Regions from separate parts of the Homo sapiens genome. Here region 1 is linked to region 2. A link is a loop called in an ENCODE intact Hi-C map of the cell type or tissue named here. Cell type or tissue: IMR-90. All regions are shown on one strand.

Region 1 (8,000 bases), 73 kb before region 2:
TGATTAAATTTAAAAGGATTACTCTAGGAGCTGGGTGTGGTGGCTCATGCCTGTAATCCCAGCACTTTGGGAGGCTGAGACGAGTGGATCACTTGAGGTCAGGAGTTTGAGACCAGCCTGGCCAACATGGTGAAAACCCGTCTCTCCGAAAAATAACAAAAATTAGCCGGGCGTGGTGTTGCACACCTGTAGTCTAGTTACTCGGGAGGCTGAGGCACGAGAATCACTTGAACCCGGGAGGCACAGGTTGCAGTGAGCTGAGATAGGACTACTGCACTCTAGCCTGGGCAAGAGAATGAGACTGTGTCTCAAAAATAAAAATAAAAGGATTCCTCTAGCTGCTTTGTGGAGGAAACACATCAGGTGGGACAGAGGTGAAAGCAGACAACCAGATAGACGTCTACTAGAACTGCCCAGGCTAGAGATGATAGCAGCTTCGCTTAAGGCATTAGCAGTTGGAGATGTGAAAATTGATTGCATTGTGGAAATAAATATTCTAAAGGTAGCTCGCAAGATTTGCTAATAGATCTGATGTGGTGCACAAGAAAAAGCAAAATGTTGGAGATGATTTTAAGGCCTTTGGGCTTAAGAATTGGGAATGGTGGTGCCAATGAGATAGTGAGGAACTACTTTTGGAGAAGAAAATTAAGATTTTCTTCTTAATTTTGGGTGTGTTCTGTTTATGATACCAAGTTAGCAGTGGGATCAGAGAGTCCAGAATTCTGGGGAAAAGTTAGCATAGAAGTTTGGGAATCGGCTTATAGATGGTATTTAAAGATTTGGGACTAGATGAGGTCACCTAGAAAGTATATGTAGATATAGAAGAGAAGTTGATCTGAGAATTGAGCCCTCAGGAACAAGTTAATGTTACAAGAACAGAAAGAGAACCAACCAAAGAAACTGAGAAGATGCTGCTGTTGAGATAGAAGAAAACCAGTAGAGCATGGTGTCCCAGCAACCAAATGAAGAAGGATTTCAGAAAGGAAAGACTGAACTGTTTTAATGCTAAGGGCCTTTATCACTGGGCTAACTTAGCTAGCCTATTGGTAGACAATACTTGCCTAGAAAAGAGAAACTTGATATAAATTGATGTTAATTTTAAAAATACTTTGATTTAGAAAACAGTTACAATTATGAATTAGAATTACATTTTTACGTCATAATTAATTACCTGTAAGATTTAATGCCCAGTGTTGGAGGAAGGTTAAACACTTTTAACTTGTTTTAAAGTGAGTACAGTTAACTTTCTGTTTCTAAGGGCCTGATTTAAGCATTTCTTTGCCCAGCTTCACTCCATTATAATCTAGTCTTTGTGTGATAGTCTTAAATGGCTACATATTTCTAAGAATATCAGTTTGATATGAGCAATCTTAATTACAGATAATCTGAAATACTTTTGTCAATATGAGTGCTATATATGGTGGTATATGGGCTTTCAATCTTTTTGAAACTTGCTTAACAGAGGATATTTGAAAATAGATTTAGAATAGTGTTTGTAGAAATTAGCCAATTAGAATAGTTTTTTCCCAACACTGAATTAAAAATACTAGATGAAAAAATAAAGCTTTTTATAAGTACTAAAATTTATTAAGAGTTTAGTTTGAACTCATTTAGTTTACTATCTGCATACCCACTTTTCTCTTTTCAAAATTTTTCAAAAATTTTGTCCTGTAAATAGCCATAAAGGCTATAGTTGGAGAAATATGTATGAAACATCTTTTTCTTTGGATTTCAAGAAGTTAACTTTTTTGTTTTCTGGTTATTTCTCTCATTGAATGCTTTGAAAGCAGTATAAAGATGGCTGGGTGCGGTGGCTCACGCCTGTAATCCCAGCACTTTGGGAGGCCGAGGCAGGTGGATCACGAGGTCAGGAGTTCGAGACCAGCCTGCCCAGGGTGGTGAAACCTGTCTCTACTAAAAATACAAAAAACTAGCCGGGCATGGTGGCGCACGCCTGTAGTCCCAGCTACTTGGGAAGCTGAGGCAGGAAAATTGCTTGAACATGGCAGGCGGAGGTTGCAGTGAGCCGAGATTGTGCCACTGCACTCCAGCCTGGGCGACAGAGTGAGACTCCATCTTAAAAAAAAAAAAAAAAAAAACGCAGAATAAAGATTATAAGTAGAAGTAGAAGTTGGTCTGAGAATCGAGCCTTCAGGCACAAGGTAATGTTTCAAGAACAGAAAGAGAACCAACCAAAGAAATGGAGAAAATGCTGCCACTGAGATAGAAGAAAACTATAAGGCATGGTGTCCCATGCTGAGTTTACTTTATATTCAATATTGATTCTGAATTTAGTTTATATTCAATATTGAATGTTTAGAGAAAAATATCTCATTTTGTGTTGTCTCTCTACTCAGCTGTGTTTTAGTAGACTCTTTAAGTATTTATATATTTGTGTATTTCGTATGATAGCTCTAGAAGAACAGAAATTTCCAACAATGGTCATTTTTTCATCAGACATTTCCATGTATGTTTGACTGATGTCAGTTAAGACTTGACAAAAATTTCCCAAGTAATATTTTTAGGGACCCATATGTTAAGCTATATCTGAATGCTACTATTTTTAGTAAAAAAAGGAACAAATAAAACTTTGAACTTTTAGAATTTAAAATGTATAATTTTCTTATATCCTAATTGGTTCTTTTGATTTATGAGTAGCTCCTGGAATCATGAGTAAAAAAAATAAGCTTCATTAAAGAAATCATGATTATTTTAGAATAACAGTTCTCAACCTTAGTTGTACATATTTGTAACCATTCTGAGGAGCTCTTAAAAAAAACATTGATGCTGGGGCCCCAATTTCAAATATTCAGATTCAATTTACCTGATATGTAGCCTGGACCTTTTTTAAAAAAATTGTTCAGGTGATTTTAACATTCAGCCAGTGTTAGAACCACTGTGCTGAAGCTGTCACTCACTTGATCTTAGCCAAAAGGCCAAGAAGTGATGCTGAAGCCATCACTCAGTATCGCTGAATAAGGATGGGAAATTTTACTTAGATATGCTAATATTTTAGCTATTTAATACTAAACATAGAGATATTTGGAATTTTTTTTAAAGTTTTTTTGTCCAGATTGTTAACATTTTTTAGACTTTGCTTAGCACTGACCAGATAACATCTACCTTAGTATATTCTTACTTTGATTCCTGGTTTATACTACATTTAAAGACATTGATGTGAGTTCAAGTGTGTCTACCTAAATATGGATTTTATGTGATTTCAGCTTTTCTTCTACTTAAGCATTGGAGAGATAATTTTTAAATGGTTTTTGCAACTGACAAATTTATTTTCTCTCCAATGATTTGGCAGTGATGATATTTCGTAAAGTAAATCAACTAATGGAAAAGTTGTAAAGTCTTGAGTAGTTCCAGTAGGGGATTCCATTTCCATTATTAACTTGCTACTGTAGACTGTACATAGTGGAACCTGAATTTAAAAGTGTTATGCAGAGTTTTTAACCTAAATTATTAAACCTTATTCTGTCATTTTTTTGGTTATGATTTTCCTTTCAACTGTAGTAGGTCATAGATAGCTACAAGTTGGCATTTATGAGAAATAATTGGAGTGAAAATTGACAGTGACAGTTCATTTCCACTTTGGACAGTATTTATAATTTGTAACTTATGATGGGGTTATTCTTATGTATAGGCAATGTTTGTTCATACCAATGCATATTTGTCACAGGTATGTGTTATAATATTTTTCAAGTTACAACTACTGTATATTAATATGTTTAGTAATCCCAACAGTTCACACAAAAGAGAATTGGAAATTTAAGATGTCCAAAAACATATTGTGTACTAAAAGTTTGGGATGATACATAAATAAAGATGGGAAAACACTGTAACTTACAAGCCTGGGCACTGAAATCAGCAAACTTGAATATAACTCCACTACTTAGAGTCAGTCCTGCTAAAATGCAACATATTTGCTCCTACAAGTCAGCATGCATTTCAGAATTACACAATGAAAACCACAGGACTTACGGGAAAATGGGGTTATGGCACAATACTCAAAAACTCAGTAACACATTTAAAAAATATCATAAGTGTTAAATGGTTAATAAATAAATACTGCAATATATTTGGCACTTTATATTGAAAAAGACCTGAATTCCCTCGTGGAAGCAGAAGAGGTTGTAGCTTGTGAGTTGTGAAGTGATGGAAAGAGGATTATCTGAAGTCAGAAGAAAAGTTGTAGTACTAGATCTGAATAGGTATCAGTCACAACTCACATGGTGAACTGAGATAGCTGGTTAATGTCTGAGCGTGTGCTTTTGGTGTCCTCCTGTATGACTTGGTTCAGTTTTCTGTAGTCACCTCATGTTTCTTATGGATGAAGTCACTCATAAGCAAAATGAAATCTGAGTTATGCTCAAATTGTTCCCTAATGTATCAGTTGGATTGGGACACATTTGCATTTCAGAATAAGTATTATAGCAGAACTGATTGTACCATCTAGTTAGCTTTGCACATTACTTAACTCTCAGAGCCTTGATTTTCTCTTGTGTAACATAGGGATAGTAGTATTGACCTCATAGGAGTTTGAGGAGGACTAAATGAATGTATACATACAAGTTTAAAATAGAATATGGTATATGTTTGTTAAAAAGGAAGGAATTTTCTATAACTCCTATTTAGAAATCATCCCATCTGGAGAAATTAAAAATGTATGTTTTTGTGATTTTTATTTCTTCAGTTAGACATAGATGTTACATATATAGATTTAGTGTATTGTAGATAATTTAAATCTATGTCTATAATTCAGTTAGTTGCTACCAGCAGTGATGCTTTGCTTTACCTGTGGGTACGTGATAAAAATACATGATAGAAAGTTAGCATGTTCTTATTGCTTAATTTTTTCTGTAATCATCAATTTATTTATTAAAATAGTACAGTTATTTAACTGCTAGCTAACTGACATTACTTATTTCATCATCTTTCTTCTTTCTCTTACATTCATTGTCTTAATCTTTCATCTTCATTATTACCATAATATAATCAAATTCCTCTGTCCTCTGCCCCTTTCCTGTTTCTAGCACTAAGATTTGCCTTTATCTTCCCCCAGTTCATTCATCCTCCATACCACTGCCAAAGTGACAGGGATCAGGCTGTTTCCTTGCTAGAATTTTCTCCTCACCTCCCAGCCACCTCTTCCTATGACACCAGGCACTGAAGCCATCCTAGATGATCTAATTCTTGTCTGTGCTGTTGGAAATGTCTGGATCATATTTGTCTGGTCAGGTCCCTTATACCCTTCCTTTATATATATCTCTCCTACAACAACAATTACACTGTATAATAATATTTTTCACATTTATGGCCTCGCTGAAGTCTAAGTTCTTTGTGTTCAGAGATTTTGTATTATTGTCTCTTGGGTCTAGCATATACTAGTTGTCCAGTTAGTATTAGGGAAATGAATGAAGGAAGGAAGGAACAATGAAGAAAAGGTAGGTCAAAATGTTTAAAAATTGAACACCTAGGTTCAAGTTAATGAATTAGTTCAGCTTTTATCATTCAGTGTTTAATTTCATATTTCTTTTTCTTTTTTTCTAAAACGAGGACAACGTATTTTAAATATCTCGACAATATAATGTAGTAGTCAGGAGAACAGTCTGTGAAGCTAGACTGAAGACTCCTTGGTTAGATTTCTCGCTCACCTACTTATTCATTTGATGAAATTCGGCAATTTACTAAACCTCTCAGTGCCTCAGTTTCTTTACCTGGTAAATGAGAATAATAATAGTATTTGTTTCATCAACTTATTATAATGAGTAAATAAACTGTTACTGGTAAAGTGTCTAGAATTTTAGGTGGCATATGGTAAATAATAGATGTTACCTATTCTTGTTGTTCTCAATTATTATGAACTAATGCCCTGCTATTAAGTTGCAAGGACTTTTTTCCTATAACTTGCTGTTAAGTTTCAAGGACTTTTTTCCTACCATTGCTCTGGAGCATCTTTGCTTATACCATTCTCTCCTACTTACTTATGATGTGCTGCTTCTTCTCAATTGAATAAAGAAAATCTTACCACTTACCAGATTCAGGTGTGAGTTAGTGATGAAAGGAAATCAAGGCTAATCTACTTCACCCAATTTTGATGCTTTATAAGGCCAACCACCTTTTGTAGTGATTATTAGGCATTGATTGTATTTATATTGTTGCTACATGTATTATGCACTTAATATGTTTAGCTATTAAAGATGAGTAAGAAACAAAATATCTATTTTATTTTTATTTCAATAGTTTGTGGGGAACAGGTGGTTTTTGGTTACATGGATAAGTTCTTTAGTGGTGATTTCTGAGATTCTGGTGCACCGTCACCCATGCAGCATATGCTGTACCCAGTGTATACTCTTTTATCCCTTACCCGCCTCCATCCCTTCTTCCTGAGTCCCCAAAGTCCATTATATCATTCTTGTGCCTTTGTGTCCTCATAGTATAGCTCCCACTTATAAGTGAGAACATATGATATTTGGGTTTCCATTTATATATTCCATTTAGTATATACATATATTTTCTTTATCCACTCATTGATTGATGGGCATTTAGGCCGGTTCCATATTTTTGCAGTTGCGAATCGTGCTGCTATAAACATGCGTGTGCAAGCATCTTTTTCATTTAATTACTTATTTTCCTCTGGGTAGATACCCAGGAGTGGGATGCTGGATCAAATGATGGTGCTACTTGTAGTTCTTTAAGGAATCTCCACACTGTTTTCCATAGTGGTTGTACTAGTTTATGTTCCCACCAGCAGTGTAAAAGTGTTCCCTTTATACCACATCCACTCCAACATCTATTATTTTTTGATTTTTTAAATTATGGCCATTCTTACAGGAGTAAGGTGGTATCTCATTATGGTTTTGATTTGCATTTCCCTGATCATTAGTGATGTTGAGCATTTTTTCATATGTTCGTTGGCCATTTGTACATCTTCGTTTGGGAATTGTCTATTCATGTCTTTTGCCCACTTTTTGATGGGATTGTTTGCTTTTTTTGTTGCTGATTTTTGTGAGTTCATTGTAGATTCTCGATATTAGTCCTTTGTTGGATACATAGTTTGTGACTATTTTCTTCTACTCTGTGGGTTGTTTACTCTGCTGATTATTTCTTTTGCTGTACAGAAACTTTTTGGTTTAATTAAGTCCCATCTATTTATCTTTATTTTTGTTGCATTTGCTTTTGGGTTTTTGGTCATTAACTCTTTCCCTAAGCCAATGTCTAGAAGACTTTGTCTAATGTTATTTTCTGGAATCCTTATGTTTTCAGGTCTTAGATTTAAGTCTTTGATCCATCTTGAGTTGATTTTTGTATAAGGTGAAAGATGAAGATCCAGCTTCAGTCTTCTACATGTAGCTTGCCAGTTATCCCAGCACCATTTGTTGAATAGGGTGTCCTTTCCTCACTTTATGTTTTTGTTTGTATTGTCGAAGATCAGTTGGCTCTAAATATTTGGCTTTATTTCTGAGTTCTCTGTTCTGTTCTATTGCTCTATGTGCCTATTTTTATAGCAGTACCATGTTGTTTCGGTAACTATAGCTTTGTAGTATAATTTGAAGTCAGGTAATATGATGCCTCTAGATTTGTTCTTTTTGCTTAGTCTTTTTTTGGCTATGTAGGATCTTTATTGGTCCCCTATGAATTTTAGGATTGTTTTTTCTAGATCTGTGAAAAATGATGTTGGTATTTTGATGAGAATTGCATTGAATTTGTAGATTGCTTTTGGCAGTATGCTCATGTTCACAATATGAATTCTCCCCATCCATGAGCATGGGATGTGTTTCTATTTGTGTCATTGGTGATTTATTTCAGCAGTGTTTTGTAGTTTTCCTTCTAGAGATCTTTCACCTCCTTGGTTAGGTATATTCCTAAGTATTTTATTTATTTTGCAGCTGTTGTCAAAGTATTTGAGTTCTTGATTTGATTCTCAGCTTCGTCGTTGTTAGTGTATAGCAGTGCTACTGCTTTGTGTACATTCGTTTTGTATCCTGAAACTA
Region 2 (8,000 bases):
CAAGAAATCTTTGTCCAGTCCAATGCCCTATAGAGTATTCCTAGTGAGTTCTATGAATAGTTTCATAGTTTGAGGTCTTAGATTTAAGTCTTTAATCCATTTTGACTTGACTTCTGTACATGGCAAGAGATGTGGGTCTAGTTTCATTCTTCTGCATATGGATATCCAATTTTCCCAGAACTGTTTATTGAAGAGACTGTCCTTTGCCCAATGTATGTTCTTGGCATCTTTCTCGAAAGTGAGTTCACTGTAGATGTATGTATTTGTTCTGGGTTCTCTTTTCTGTTCCACTGTTCTGTGTATCTGTTTTGATGCCAACACCATACAGTTTTGGTTACTATAGCCCAGTAATATTATTTGAAGTGAGGTAACATGGTTCTTCTAGGTTTTTTTCCTTCCTTCCTTTTTTTCTTCCTCCTTCCTCCTCCTTTCCCCTTCTTCTTCCTCCTCTTCCCCCTTCTTCTTCCTCCTCTTCCCCCTTCTTCTTCCTTCTCCTCCCCACTTCTTCCTTCTTCCACTTCTCCTCCTCCTCTTCTTTTTTCTTCTTTCTTTTTCTTCCTTTTTGCTGAGTGTGGTTTGGCTATTCTGGGCCTTTTGTGGAGTCTCACTCTGGCGCCCAGGCTGGAGTGCGGTAGTGTGATCTCAGCTCACTGCAACCTCTGCCTCCCAGGTTCAAGCGATTCTCCTGCCTCAGCCTCCCAAGTAGCTGGGACTACAGGCCTGTGCTGCCACGCCTGGCTAATTTTTTGTATTTTGTTGTAGAGACGGGGTTTCACTATATTAGCCAGATGGTCTCGATCTCCTTACCTAGTGATCCACCAGCCTCGGCCTCCCAAAGTGCTGGGATTATAGGCATGAGCCACCGCGCCCAGCAATATATGTAACAAAATAATAGCTGAAAACTTCCCAAGTATGGGGAGAGATGTGGACATTGAGATCAAGAAAGCACAAATGTCCCATGTTAGATTCAAGTGAAAAAGATTCTCTGGAGCACATTATAATTAAACTGTCAAAAGTCAAAGACAGAGAATTCTAAAAGCTGCAAAAGAAAAACACTGAGTCACATATAAGGGAATTTCCATTAGACTATCCGTATATTTACCAACATAAACTTTGTAGGCCAGAAGAGAATGAGGTGTTGTATTCAAAGTGCTGAAAGGAAAGGAAAGGAAGGAAAACAAACAAACAAACAAATAAAAAAACCTGTCAGCCAAGTATACTGTATCCAACAAAGCTCTCCTTTCGAAATGAAAGAGAAAAAGAGACCTTCCCAGAGGAGCAAAAGCTGAGGGAATTTATCACCACTTGACCAGACTTACAAGAAATTCTTAAAGGAATGCTACAACAGGAAATAAAAAGGTGAGAATCATTGTAATGAAAACATGTGAAAGTATAAAACTCACCAATAGAGCTAAATTTATAATAAAACTAAGAACACCCCAATGCTGTAACGATACTGTGTAAATCTTTCAGTCAACTAATATGAAGGTTTAAGGTCAAAATGGTCAAAAACAACAACTGCAATGTTGGCTAAGGAACACATAATAAATAAAAATGTAAATTAAGGCCACAGAAATATAAATTGTGTGGCAGAGTGGAAAAGTCGAGAGTATTTTTATGTGACCAACATTTAATTAATTACAGCAGATATACAAACAAAAAAGAGAACAAAACCAAAGCAGTAAACAGTAGAGCATGAAAGGAAGAAAGGAGGTATAAAATGACCGGAGGACTGGACATGGTGGCTCACACCTGTAATCCCAGCACTTTGGGAGGCCAAGGCGGGCAGATCACTTGAAGTCAGGAGTTCAAGACCAGTCTGGCCAACATGGCGAAACTCTGTCTCTACTGAAAATACTGAAATTAGCCAGGTGTACTGACAGTCCTGTCTTTCTTATGTTTTAGATTGTGTGTTCCCCCACCCCCCCAACCAGTCCTTCTATCCATCTGATTTTGTTTAATTTCTGTTTTTAGCAATTCCTCAGTTTTGGCTCACTAATACCATTCTTTATTTTCCAAAATTGTTTTTGAAGCTTTTCTTTTTTCCTCCAAAATACACCTTTTTAAAACTTCTTGAAATTTTAGGCAAAACAAAAAGTTGAGGTGTGGGCTATTTGTCATTTTGATCTATCTTTCTTTACTTTTGTGTTTATTGAGTTTTTCTACTGATAATGTGACACTATAAGTAGAAATGCACTTGGCCTTGCAGAAATACAGATTTTTATTGATTTGTTTCATGAACACTTTTTTTTTTCTTTTCTTTTTTTTTTTTTTTTGAAACAAGGTCTCACTCTGTCACCTAGGCTGGAGTGCAGTGGCACGATTATGGCTCACTGCAGCTTCAATCTCCTGGGCTCAAGTGATCCTCCCACCACAGCCTCCTGAATAGCTGGGACTATAGGCACAGGCCACCACACCTGGCTAGTTTTTAAAGTTTTTGTAGAGACAGGGTTTCACTATGTTGCCCAGGCTGGTTTCAAACTCCTGGACTTAAGCGATCCTCCCACTTCAACCTGCCAAAGTGCTGGGATTATAGGCATGAGCCACCATGCCCAGCCTATGAACATTTCTTAAACACCTATCATAAGCAAAATCCTATGGTTGGTACTATGGACAAGGCCTTCTATCTCAATAGAGAGGATATAGTTTGTATGGTATATGGTCTGTTCAGGAATGAATATACTACTAATGAAGATGTAATGTTTTATAAAGTGTCACAGTGGTTCAAAAAGGGAGAAATTACTTCTTCCTTAAAAGAATGAGGGAAAGCTTCGTGGGGGAAATCATTTTTATGCTGGTATTGGAAGTGGTGGTATCTGACCACATAGAGATTAGAAAGAGAGTTGAGACAGTGGGAAGTACAGGTAGGAGAACAAGTCAAGAAAAGTGAATAGAACATTTTGAGGGGAACATAGCATGCATGAAAAGGAACAAAGGGAGATTAAAAAACTACCAAACCATATTCGGTAGAAATTTAGAGCCATTTAAAGTTTTGAGCCTAGTTTCAGCTGGTGTTTTTAGCTGATAACCCAGTATTGTGCATGGAATAATTTGAGGCAAGGAGGCCATTTCTAGGGGGCCCTGCTAGGAAACTGGGCATCTAGACTGCCAGGGCTTGACAATAGGTTGGATTTTCTTTCAAGCAGATTGTAAGAAATCATTAGTGTTACTCAGTAGGCTGCAACTTAATCATTTTGACAGCCAAAGGGGGCTAATGATTAAAGGCGTCAATTTAATTATTTAAAACATTTGACCATATATGCAGAATATAACCTTGTATCACTATTTTACAAGTACAAAAGCATTTTTGAGTGTGAGTCTGACTTCATTGACTAAAGTTTGGAAGAGCCTGTTTGTATCAGAGAATACATCAGAGTCTCTGCCCTAGTTTTTTTTTTTTCTTCTTGTAGTATATTCTTTATGATAATCAGACACGTAACAGGAAGAACATCTCCATCTGGTAATCATTACCTGTAGGATGTAGAGCTTGTATGTGTCTTCTGGAAGTTAACTTTTAATGTTAAACAAAGGAAGCTGATCAAAACCAGCTGTAAAACCTTTGCATAGTTCATATTTTATACAGTCAGCATTACATTACCATTCACATGACTGTATGTCTGAAGTTTTCTAAAAAAGTAAATCTTTCATTAAAATTATTGTAATCCTGATTTTATAGTTAACACAACTTAAATGTTTCCCTGTTTGGCAGGAACATTTAACGCAATTGACATCACTGTGTGTATGGTTATACACCTTGGAGAAATAATGGCTCATTTATTAAACATATATGCCACTATTAATATATTTGGGATGCAGTCAAAATAAAAGCAGTAGGTAGGTCAAAATATAATTTTCTAATTTAAAATTATGAGGTTAATAAATGTAGAAACTTGCCAGCTAAACATGTAACAGGCCATTAAATATATTATATGAACTAATTATATAGATACTGAAAATTATTCTAGTAATACCCCCTTTGACACATGGCATTTATTATAATCCTAGGTACACACAAGCATAGTAATTTTAGATCATTATTATTTATGAAAAGAAATGGCTCAGAATTATAAATCAGGAAGAAGACTTCTTTTTTTTTCCCTTAATTGAATTTAGAACTACTGTGGAACTTGGAAGAATTAAAAATTCATCCTGGGCAGTGCTTTGCATTCTGCAGGTATATCGTGTATGTTAAATAATAATAGTTTCTTCTGCCTGGAACTTGCAGTCGTTATATAAATAGCAATTTTGAAATCACAAAGCACATGAATTTCTAACAACACATACTTGTGAAAGATCTGTAACAACAGTATTGAGGATTTGCTATCATGAGATGGAATTTCATGACGAGAAAATTTACCAGATAATGTAATGACTCAGGCAGAACAATTTAAGCAGAAGACAGTAAGCATTTCTCTCCGAAGGAAATATTTTGTTATTCAGTGGTTGTTTTGTAGATGATTAATACTGTTGTGTTGGAAATGTTCTAGTCTGGAGAAACCTAAGTATTGCTCACAAATACCATGTAGTCAGAGAAGCCAAGGACATTTCTGGTGATTCAATATAGTGTAACATCAAGTATGACCATATCTGGTATTAGGGCCACTGTTGTAAAGGTGCTTTTCTCAGGCCTTGGTTAACTGTTTAGGAAGGTATTTAAAAATGTACAAGCACATAAGTGGAAAGTAACTGATGGCAAACGAATAATTTTCAAAATACTATAATTATAGTTTTCATTTCTGCTAATAGTGGCATATTCCTGTTTTAAAAGATATGGAATATATTAATTGTATGCCGAAAAGGCACTGAACCATGTTAGTCTCTGAGAATTGACAAGCTATCATTCCTTAGGAGAGAGATTTAAAGAATGGTCTACTTCAGTCACAGTATTTGTGTTAGAACGCTTAAGTAAATTTAAGACATTCATTTTTAACACAAAAATAAATAATTTGTAGCACGAAGCACATAGCAGAAACTCAGTATATGTATGTTTATTAAATTATTGTACCAAGACTTAATTATATTAACACCTTTCTTAAACTGTATCTATGTGTGTATGTATAATATCTGTAAATACACATATTTGTATACATAAGATTAACAGAAAAAGTGCAGATTGTAAGTGCTTAACTCAGGGAGTTTTGACAGTTCTGCACTCCCATGTAACCAGCACCCCAAAAGCAAGGAATAGTATTTCCTGTACTTTAGAAAGTTCTCCTTTCCAGTCACAACTTTCTTACTTCCTCCAGTGGTTTCTATTACCATAGTTTAGCGTGTCTGTTCTTGGATGTCATGTAAGTGCAATTACATAGAGTGTGCCCTTTTGTGTCTAGCTTTCCTTGGTTTTGTTAGTCTTTTTTATTTTATGTATTCTAGTGGGTGTGCAGTATTATTTTATTGTGATTTTCATTTCTGTTTCCTTAAAGATGAATGATATTGAGCACCTTTCACTTGGCTTATTGCCTTTCATATATCTCACTTTGTGGTGTGTCTATTCAAACTTTTTGTTCCTTTTTATTGGGTTATTAATACTTTCTATGTTTTGTCCAAGAAATCTTTGCATACCCAAAGGTCAAGAAGACTTTCTGTTAGGTTTCTTAATGTTTATATGGTATCTATTATCTTTATAGTTATATGGTACCTATTATCTTTATGGTTATAGTTTTTATGCTTAATTTTGTGGTCCATATTTAATTATTTTTTAGGTATTGAGTTAGATAGATAGTGGAGCTTTTTTGTTTTCCATTTAGCTGTTTCAGTAACATTTGTTACCTGTGTTTCAGCAACATTTTTGGACATAAATAAAGGACTGTGTGACTAAAATTACATATAGAGTTAACATTTTTATTCTCTTTCCTCCTTTAATTTAATTGCTTTTCTGTTTAGGTGCTTTTCTGAACCCTTGCAGGTTTAACCACTAGTGAATCACTAAGCTGTGTCTTTCATAACATTTCAACAAATTGATGTCAGCACTCATTGCAGTTTTCTGTTCTCTTCCATAGAAATACTCAAGAATCAATTAATTCTGTCAATAAGAAGTGATCTGTAGAATTTGTATCTAACTTCTATCCTGTATCCCTCCTCCTATTCTCACCTTATATAGCTCCTTTTTCTTGCCCTTTTCATAGCTGATAGTAAAGAAACGAACTTCAGTACCTCACAAAACAAGTCAAAAGATCTTAAGTATTTTCTGAAACTATTTAGCTGTGGTTTGAGAACATGATGCCCCTAACATGTTAAGGTATTTGGTATAGTAGTATAAATCAAGGTATTAGATATAGTAGCATAAATTAGTGACTATTCTATATAAAATTTCCTAGTCATCTGTGTTCATTTTGGGATGCATCCCATCAAAGGAGATGGCTTTGTGGTTTTTTACATTAAATATATTTTATCAGTTCGCCATAAACTGACATAAATTGGAAGATCCATTTTTGGATTTGAGTTTTGAATTATTTGTGATTTTTATCTTTATTAAGCTTTTTTTTGTATTTTCTGAGCTTTCCATGATAAACATTTATTGCTTTTATAACAAATCCATGGGTAGATTGTATTCTCTAAACTTTTGGTAGTCTAATTAATTAACAAGGTATATGTAGATACTAGGGCACTTTGATTAATGAATTCTCAAGCTGATATAAATAGAAGACAGAATTGAGCTTCTAGAATGCTTTCAGTTGGTAGGTTTCATTATATTGTTTGAGTTATATAGACACATATGTTTGAATGACACTGCTCATGGAATACCTACATATCTTCAGCGTAGATAATGAAGACTATCTGTCAAAGTATCAACCAAAATCTTGTCTGTGAGTATAGATAAGAGATGAGAAATAGACTTTAACGGAGAAAGTCATTTCTTTCAAATTCATATTTAGGCAAATAAACATCAGAAAACATCAAGAAATCTTAGAAATGACAGAACAATAAATGATACTATTGTTTCGTGGCTTCTAAGATGTACTTTTTTTTTAAACTTTTTAACTTTCTGATGTTTGGATTTGTGGTGACACAGCTGTTATTTCCTGAGTTCTGGTAAGATAGAGAGAGGGCCAGTATCCAAGTTTGAAGAAGGTGTCAGTGCCTCAGATTAAAACCCAGGAGCTTTTAATCCTAGATTGGGCAGCCTTGGTAACACAAAGAAAGATGGGTACCAATTACTCTGCATCAAAAAGAGATTCAGAAGAGTCAGACTCTGAATGTGAAAACATTTTACGAATACTTTAACCAATTTTTTTTGCTGCTGTTTTCCTCCTTTTTATGCTGAAGTGAAACAATAATGCCCAAGTATGATCTATAATGATAATCTATGCCTTGAATCTAAAAGAACTTTAAAAATGAGAATAAAATAAAAATTCTAAGTCAATGCTTCTTAGACTATCTGAAGCCAAGGTCTAGTTTTTTGTTTTCTACCTTCACCACTTTTATAAAATATATTTGAAATTTTCACTGCAATATTAAAATGTTACAAAAGTTTCTAAACACTCTTATTTTCTGACCTTGTAGACTGATAACAGTTTATGGTCTGGCACTGGTCAGGGTCCACATTTTGAGTGGCACTGAAAAGAAAACATTTTATCAGTTTAATTTTCATTGTGTCTTTTTTTTCTTAACCCACCAAAATAATGGTGATCTTACACTTGGTGGTGTTAGAGGTTTGATGAAATAGTTGGTGTATATTGCCTAATTTCTTTAAAAGCATTGTTTTAGGAGTCTGACTGCCTAGTTAACTTTGGAGGAAGTCCCATATCATTTCTAAGCCTGAGCCTTTTGATTGTAAAGTGGGGATAATATTAGTTCTGACTTCATAGCATTGTTGTAATCATTAAATAAGAAAATTTGTGGAAATCACTTGACTGGACGTAGTAGGAATGTCATATATATTAAAGCATATTGTCATACTCACCCAGACTTTTCCTCATAGGAACTCAATGACAGGGCACTGTAGAGAGATTATTAGCATGCCAGGAGATTACCCCTCCTCAAAGAGCTGGCTCTCAAGG

Evidence for each region. A loop is a pair of places that touch in the nucleus more often than their neighbours do. Peaks named below come from ENCODE experiments on the same cell type or tissue, not always from the same donor. Only the 100,000 strongest peaks of a DNase experiment are listed, where the experiment ranks them.
Region 1: a loop joins it to region 2, with 4 times the contacts of the local background. A loop is called at or near these places in 1 of 110 quality-filtered maps.

Annotation. Positions count from the first base shown.
Region 1 is chr6:45,144,820-45,152,819 of GRCh38, reverse strand. All of the region lies in intron 2 of SUPT3H (SPT3 homolog, SAGA and STAGA complex component), which reads left to right. Among named protein-coding and RNA genes, the nearest start is that of MIR586, 49 kb to the left of the region's middle. In IMR-90, no CTCF peak of the experiment used is centred here; no DNase peak of the experiment used is centred here.
Region 2 is chr6:45,071,903-45,079,902 of GRCh38, reverse strand. The region is part of intron 3 of SUPT3H (SPT3 homolog, SAGA and STAGA complex component); the gene reads left to right. Among named protein-coding and RNA genes, the nearest start is that of MIR586, 120 kb to the left of the region's middle. RefSeq lists a silencer at 5,104-5,304. In IMR-90, no CTCF peak of the experiment used is centred here; DNase peaks (open chromatin) are centred at 3,482 and 4,422; H3K27ac peaks cover 163 bases.